2 separate regions of the Mus musculus genome follow, and region 2 is linked to region 1. Evidence: chromatin contacts called from ENCODE Hi-C or POLR2A ChIA-PET data. All regions are on one chromosome and are shown on one strand. The core of a region is the stretch at or near the end of the contact, and the rest is flanking DNA. Distances in the headings are between cores, read along the strand shown.

Region 1 (3,630 bases), core at 280-2,779:
GGAATGTATTTCCTGTATACTCTCATTTTCAAGTTGAGGAACCAACTTAACCATAGCTTTTACCAAGAAGAGCATCATCAAGACAGCCAGCATGGGACTGTAAGCTACGCACAACAGGAAATGACACTTGGTCATCAGTCACTTCCCTAAATGCATAGCTCTAGTGACAGAACAGCTGAGCAAGATCCCTTGTGATGAACCAATCAGAGACCAGGAGCCACACCAGCTCGTGGGAGAGACTATTAAGAAGGCACAGTTCAAGCTACTATGACTGCTATGCCTGGAAGGAATGAGGCCATTCTAAAGAAACATTCAGGCATCTTAGGGGATTGGAATTCCCACCAACCCCTGCCCCGGGAATGTGTTGGAAAAGTCTGAAACCTGGTGCCAGGCAGAGGCCGATCTGTAAAGAGGAAAGGCTTTTATATGAGGCTGGCAACTTATCAGACCACCTTGTAGGAAACACTAGAGAGGACAGACAAGGATGGGTCAATGATGGGTGGGACCACACTGACCAGAACTAGTTCATTATTCATATTTCTTGCCTTCTATTTAAAGTTTATATAGACAATGAGAATGTTACAACCAGATGATAGACTTAAGGGGTCACCATATTTCTTGTTTCCCTTCTCAATATGAAGAATAATGAAAAACACTTTTTTTAAACCATTGATTTTTGAGGGCAACTAGCTAACCCTAGCTTGTTTGACCTGCCAGGACATAGTGTCTGACCCTAGCTCTAGTAGCACTGCTTTGCATGAAACTGGAACTGAGAGGGCTGGAAGGAAAGATGGCTCAGTGGTTAGCAGCACTTGCACTGGACCTTTGTTTAGCTCCCAGCACAACTATGACAGCTCAGAACCATTTTTAACTCCAATCCCAGGGGTTCCAGCCTCTGGGGCACCAGGCATGAACGAACATACATGCAGGCTAAACATGCATACACACACACACACACACACACACACACACACACACACACACACACACAAAATGAATAAGAATCACTGCCAATCGTCATCCTCAGAGGATGGGCCACTACCTGCTCATGGCCAGCTACAAGACAGGAAGATGCTCCATGATGCCAAAAGACCAAAGGTCTATAAGTGCTGTTGAGAAATGAAAATGATGCTAAATTCTAAAATTCTAACCGGAGTTGGAAATGTGCCTGGGAGGAGGGGGGGCATTCTGCAGTCAAGTCTTCAGTGTACAAGGTGGAAACAAACAGTTGATTGGCGTGGGCAAGGTTCTTATAGTAAAGAAAGAATGTCCATTTCCATCAGATTAAAATCTAGTTTGGGAAAACAATTACCTGCCTGAGATCCTGGGAAAGTAATGCTTCCTGGTTCCTGCCCCAGAAAGAAAAGACTATAAAAGAAGGGCTGAGAATCTTCTAAACAAGATTTTAGAGTTTTATTCAAACAGCTGCGGTTCACCTTTGTGGGCCCCAGACTCGCTGCGTCTGATGGATGTCGCAACACTAAGTTCGAGATCTCCCCAGTCTGGTGCCAAGAGTTGGCCCTGGGGGACAAAGCGAGAACAGTTGCTCTCTTAATCAGAGCAGAAAACAAAACTCACCCCCAGCCCCCGCTTTGTTGTGAAATTGTCACTGTGCCTTTGAGGAGCGATTAAAATCCCAGCCATGTCAAATTTAAAGGGCAGGTTCCCAGGCAGGGAGAGGAGGGGGCTTTAGGAGGGAAGGGTGGAGGCAGCCAGTTGCAGAGAATTTATGGAGGATCTGGGGATCACAAAAGTCATGGGATCTGATTCAATTAAAATGGAAAAGCACCAACAGTTTTAAAATAATATTAAAATATGGCAGAAGAATATTTTGGTTTCTCTGCTTCTATTCTTGAGCCTGTTCGGCAAACTCTGTGTAGAGATTCCACAGCAAGGATGACTGTGGCTGTTTTGCCTCCTCTCCAGCCCTTAACACAGAGAGCAGGAGAGAGTGACAGACTCTTGGGAGTCTATCAGAGCCCACCAAAGGCTCTTACATAGGGGTAAGAGACTAGGAACAAGAGTTCCCAAGGCACGGGTGTAGAAGTAGAGTTTGCAGTGTGTTCCACGCAGGGTATGGTGGTTTCCCAGCATTCCCAGGTTATCAGATCTATAGAGTATACAACTTTCAGATGGCAGTCTGGCTCCCTCCAGGATCACAGCTTGTTTGCTCCAGCTCTTTGGTGCCGGATATGCCTAGAACAAGTAGAAATTCCTGCTGTGTTTTCTCCTGGAAAGAGGGAGAGACTGTGTCAGTTCTAATCACGGGTGTTGTGCCTGGAGAAGCACAGGATGGGATGCAGGAGGGAAGCAGGGGCGGGTGTGTGTGTGTGTGTGTGTGTGTGTGTGTGTGTGTGTGTGTGTGTGTGAGAAGGCCCCAACTGCATCAGCATAGGTCCCGGGTCTTTATTCCTTGTGAATAGCCATAGAGATCCTTGGGTGGGTCGAAGAAGTAGTCCTTAAAGTCAATAGGTTCCCATCAGGTTAAGTCTAGCTCATTTCTAGGGTGGGAGACACTACAGCAGCTGGCTCCTTGGTGAGGGCTTTTGTGAAGATGAGCGAACCACACGGATGGTTTTAGCACACCAGGGGAAGCATGAAGGAGCTGTTAGAGCTCATTGCTTCCCTCATGCCTTGGTTGACTAATCATTAACTTTCCTGTACCCTTTCCCACTGAGATTTCTGCATCTTGGCATGTGTCAAAATGGTGCTAGGATGAATCTTAGTCATTTATTTACAAAAGGCTCCAGGTCCCAGTTTGGTAAGCATATGGAAGTCTGTATTATCATTTACGCACATTCCCCTTTCTTCTTCCCTTCTTTCTAAATTCACTAAAGACCCCTAGCAGATATTTAAGGAACCTTAGACAGGCTATGAAAAATGAGTTTTAGTAGCATAACAATAAATATCACTTGGTAAAGTTGCTTTTTGAATCAATCACAGCATGGTACCCCAGTCAAGATCAGGGAAGAGAGAGGTTAAAATACCCTAATCAAGAGAAGCTCTTGGTGTTGCTAGGAATTCCTGCTCTTAAGCAAAAATTGCACCAGGAATGCTTCTACCCTTTGTGAAGTAGGAAATAAAGGGCTTCAGCTCTCTGAGCCTACAGGGGCTCTGTGGCCTCATTGATTCCTCTCAGAGAGAGGAGGAGGCAAGGGCTGTCCGCCCACTGCACCCCAGGCTTAGTCTCCATGGTGTTTCCTACTTTCCCAGGCCCATCACAGCAACAGGAGTGGTTCACTGCCAGCCAACAAGGGGGCTATCCTTGGTGGGAACTCTGCCTGAGTAGCAGGGAGGACTGAAGCTACAATGCTGGGCGAGTGGATCTTTAATAATATTCCTTACCCCCTACTAGGGATGGGGTTCCTGACTCTCAACTCCTATAGCTTCAGCTATAACTATGGGCAGATATAACCTTTTTCTTATTATAGATATAGCAAAAAGAATAAGCAGTAAACCTATTCAGGGGTCTGTGGGCTCCTAAAGACCAGTGGAAATGTGTGAATGAACAGTCTCTTTGATTCATTGCTATCCAAGGGACTTTTCATGCCTTCAGACACAAATAGGAGCTGAGAAATGTTTCATTAGGTACTTCAGAGCTGATAACCTGGGGCTTTCAGAAGACTGAGG
Region 2 (3,528 bases), core at 748-3,247, 47 kb after region 1:
TTAGAAGCATATAGTACACCAATAAATTTATTCATAGAATGTATAGATTGGGTCACTTAGTCCCCATAGAAGCATCCAGATGTAATTGTGGGTAAAATGCTCAGCTAGACTTTTTAAGCCAAGAGACCAGCAAAGCTATTCATAAAGTATGGACATATGCTTCATGCTAGCAGACACACACACACACACACACACACACACACACACACACACACACACACGTATATATATTTAACTCTGCCACAGAGAATTCACAGCTTTAGGAATGGCTACAGGTATACTACAGAATCCAGTTTTCCTAAGTTAAGACCCCCATGAGGTTCACATAAATGAATGTGAGAGTCACAAAAATTGGCAGCAGTGAATGATTTCTGTACATCCTATGACCCAATATTAATTCAAGATCAAATGGGAACTGAATCATAGCATTTTTGCAGTGTTCCTCTTTTGATCACACCACAGCTTCAGTTCTGAACTCCTGTGTTCTCAGCAGCAGGCATGCTGCAACACCATGCAATGTTAGAAGTACCTCAGCTTCAAGACCACTAGCTAAGAACACATTGTATACTCAATACTGTCTGCTTTTATAGAAATATTAATAGTTTAATTATGGAAAGCAAAGACTTTTAATATTTTTCTACCATTACTCCTCAGTATATTTTAGTTGTGTTATATTCAAGTGTTTGATTTGTAAATTGCTATTTGAATTGTTGATTGCATTTTTCAGAATAAATCAATCAGTAGAGGAGGAGGAAGAAGAAGAAGAAGAGGAGGAGGAGGAGGAGGAGGAGGAGGAGGAGGAGGAGGAGGAGGAATCCGCAGCAGCATACAGTGCACTCAGTTTACTGGTGAGTGAGGTCAGGGTCTTGTAAGGCCAGGCAAGCACAGCAGCCTCATCCCCAACCCAGCTCCCTGCATTGAACACTAGGGGGAGAGTCCTGGAGTCAGTGCAATCCTAGCCTCTGTTGTTGTGGGGAATTCCTTTTCCTTTTCTTTTAAAATCTGCAGCAGGAACTTCAGCATCTTCCATGTACACAGGGTGTATGTAAGTCTCACTCTCTGACTTGCCACTTTGCTCTTCAGTCCTCCATAAATACACAGATGCCCAGAAGTAGTGTTCATTAACCTGTTTAATCTCCATCAATGCCATCCCTCAGACCCCTAGCCTACCCTCTCTCCTGTTCCATCTTGGGTTGCCTATAGACTGTTCTAGAAGGAGGTCTAAGCCCCTGCCATCTTGAAGGAGAAGCCAGTAATGGGCTCCATCCCATTAGAGGAGTAAACATGCTGGCTGTGGGAGTGGTCTGGACCAGGAGCTTCTCCCCAAAGCAGTACCACATGCACATTTGAGGCTGCAAATAAGAAAGAATTTTCTGGCTGGAGGAACTGCTAAATAGCAGGGTGGGTAACCAAGGGAGGTCCCGGAATCTCCTCTCGAGATCTTTGAAACTAAGATACAATCTCCCATGTCTGCGATAATTTTTTGCAGTCCTGACTAGAGACAGATGGAGGAGGTGCCTCACAGAGACTCCTCCCTAGGCCTGTGATCTGCCTCTTGCCTTCAGTTTGGGCTAAGCTCCTGGGGAGTCGCTTCCCGGGGAAGCTCTGGGATGTAGAGCAGGCTTGTTTACATCAGCCTCTCTTCCTCACACCTCTTTCCTTGTTCTCAGATGGAAAGCTGGTCAAAGGTCAGGGTTGCCCAACTGCCCACACATAGTTTGGTAGTAGCATCAGACTCCGGCAAAACAGAGGGTTGATTCTAATGTCTGTGCATCTACCCCAAGCTCAGAACCTGGGTGAGAACAGAGACAATTAGCTTTTGCTAACAATCCATTCCAAATGAGAATATGATCCCGCTAATTGATTTTAAATAGATTTTTAAAAAGGATCCTTGGCCGTACTTCATCCTGAATACAACAGAGTTTCAAAAGTGTTCATTCCAGGGTTGGTTTCTTTCCCCCCTTTCTTCTGGCTTAAACCCCAAATGGCCAAGATCCCAGTCTGAATAAACAGTGTGGGTGGTGACTGTTCTGTGGGGCCCTGTAGAGGATGCAATCACTTTCCTTCTCTGCTCAGCATTAAATCATGTAAAAGTAGCTGGGGACTCCACCACCTCCTCACCAAGGAACCAAGGGGGCAGCTTAACGTGTATTCTTTGCCCAGGGAGGGATGGAGCAGGAAAGGATTTCTCCTAGCTGTGAGCATTTGATTATGCATAAAGTTCATTGACCTCACAGGCAGCTGTCAGATGATCTTGCTAAGGCCTGTGAATGGCATCCCAGGAATGCAGTGATGTGGGCAGAAACCCAGTGAGTTCATGCCACCAAGTGCTTTAAATGGGACAAATGAGTGGCTGACCAGAATGCCTCCAGTGGGAACAGAACCAGAGGATAATCAGTAATTCAATATCACCTAAGCATTGCTGGATCTTCAAAAGTGATCCCTGGAAATCAGAAACTCGGGACAACTCCCATAGGGTCCTGAGGGGGTTGGGAGGCATGGTAATGGGAGGCTGAGTGGGAAGCCAGTCTGCAGGGTTACTGCTGTAGCAGGCTGCAAATAAGGCACTTTCAGTATTCCCTCCCTTCTTAAAAGGTAATGCTTTCTGCCTTTCCTGCCACTGACACCAGAGGAAACCGAGGAAGCAATACATTCCTAAGGACGCTGTGGGGCTTGAAGGGGACAGTGGAGTCTCTGTTTATTTAGACAGTTTTGATATAATACAGCCCTACATGTGTATGCAGTAAGTATACCTACTTGTCAGTAAATGCCCTGAAATACTTTTTATGCAAAGTGGGCTGCTACATTCTCCTCTTTTTCATCCTATCTGGGGCAGCCTCTGCTCTACAGGCAACCGGGGTATGGAGTATGGGAAAGTGTTGGACCCAACTGGTCTCTGCTTCTGGGTAAAAGGAGACAGGGAGTTCCCATCAGTGCGGTCAGATGGTTAAGGGCTGGGGGGTCTCTGACTCTGGAGGAACTTGAACTACTTGGGCTTGGTGCTTCTTCAAACACTTCTGTTACCTTGTTGAGTATTTGATAGTTTCTTTCAGTAGCTTTCTCACCTAATGCACTCACTTTATCTATCAAAATATTATGCTTTGCATGGGTAAATACCTCACAGTCATATCTTAAGTCAAGACTGCATTGCATTAGCTCTGGTCCCTTTGGTACTATGAATATAAAGAATGAGCAGCTGGAATTTAGCCAACAATTTTGATATCCCACTGGAAGCAGAACAGAAGGAATCTTACTTATCTCACTTTTAAAGTAACCCGAAATTCTAAAGTCCTTTACCAAATAAACCACCTAAATTTGAATGTATGCTCTGTCTATATCCATGTCAACTTAGTGAAGTGTTCCAAAAGCACACGGTGGAGGCTGGGGATGGAGCTCAGTTGGCAGAGTGTTGCCTAGCATTCACAAACTCTTGGACTTGATACTCAGGATCAATTATATAAACTGAGTATGGTGTTATACACCTGCAATCCCAGAATTTCGGAGGCAGGAGGATCAGAGTTCATGGTC

Evidence for each region. A loop is a pair of places that touch in the nucleus more often than their neighbours do. ChIA-PET counts read pairs that join two places held with the same protein, here RNA polymerase II (POLR2A).
Region 2: POLR2A ChIA-PET joins it to region 1 with 25 read pairs in Patski. The contact joins two enhancer-like sites. A Hi-C loop is called at or near these places in 2 of 37 maps with a recorded cell type or tissue (CH12.LX and T-helper 17 cell). POLR2A ChIA-PET finds 5 or more read pairs at or near these places in 2 of 5 experiments (Patski and embryonic stem cell).

Annotation. Positions count from the first base shown.
Region 1 is chr1:106,581,859-106,585,488 of GRCm38, forward strand. All of the region lies in intron 1 of Bcl2 (B cell leukemia/lymphoma 2), which reads right to left. Among named protein-coding and RNA genes, the nearest start is that of Gm37053, 31 kb to the right of the region's middle. Within about 2 kb of position 1,530, at least 1 of the 3 ENCODE cell types and tissues checked has a DNase peak (open chromatin) inside an H3K27ac peak, as active enhancers do.
Region 2 is chr1:106,627,999-106,631,526 of GRCm38, forward strand. The region is part of intron 1 of Bcl2 (B cell leukemia/lymphoma 2); the gene reads right to left. Among named protein-coding and RNA genes, the nearest start is that of Gm37053, 15 kb to the left of the region's middle. Within about 2 kb of position 1,998, at least 2 of the 3 ENCODE cell types and tissues checked have a DNase peak (open chromatin) inside an H3K27ac peak, as active enhancers do.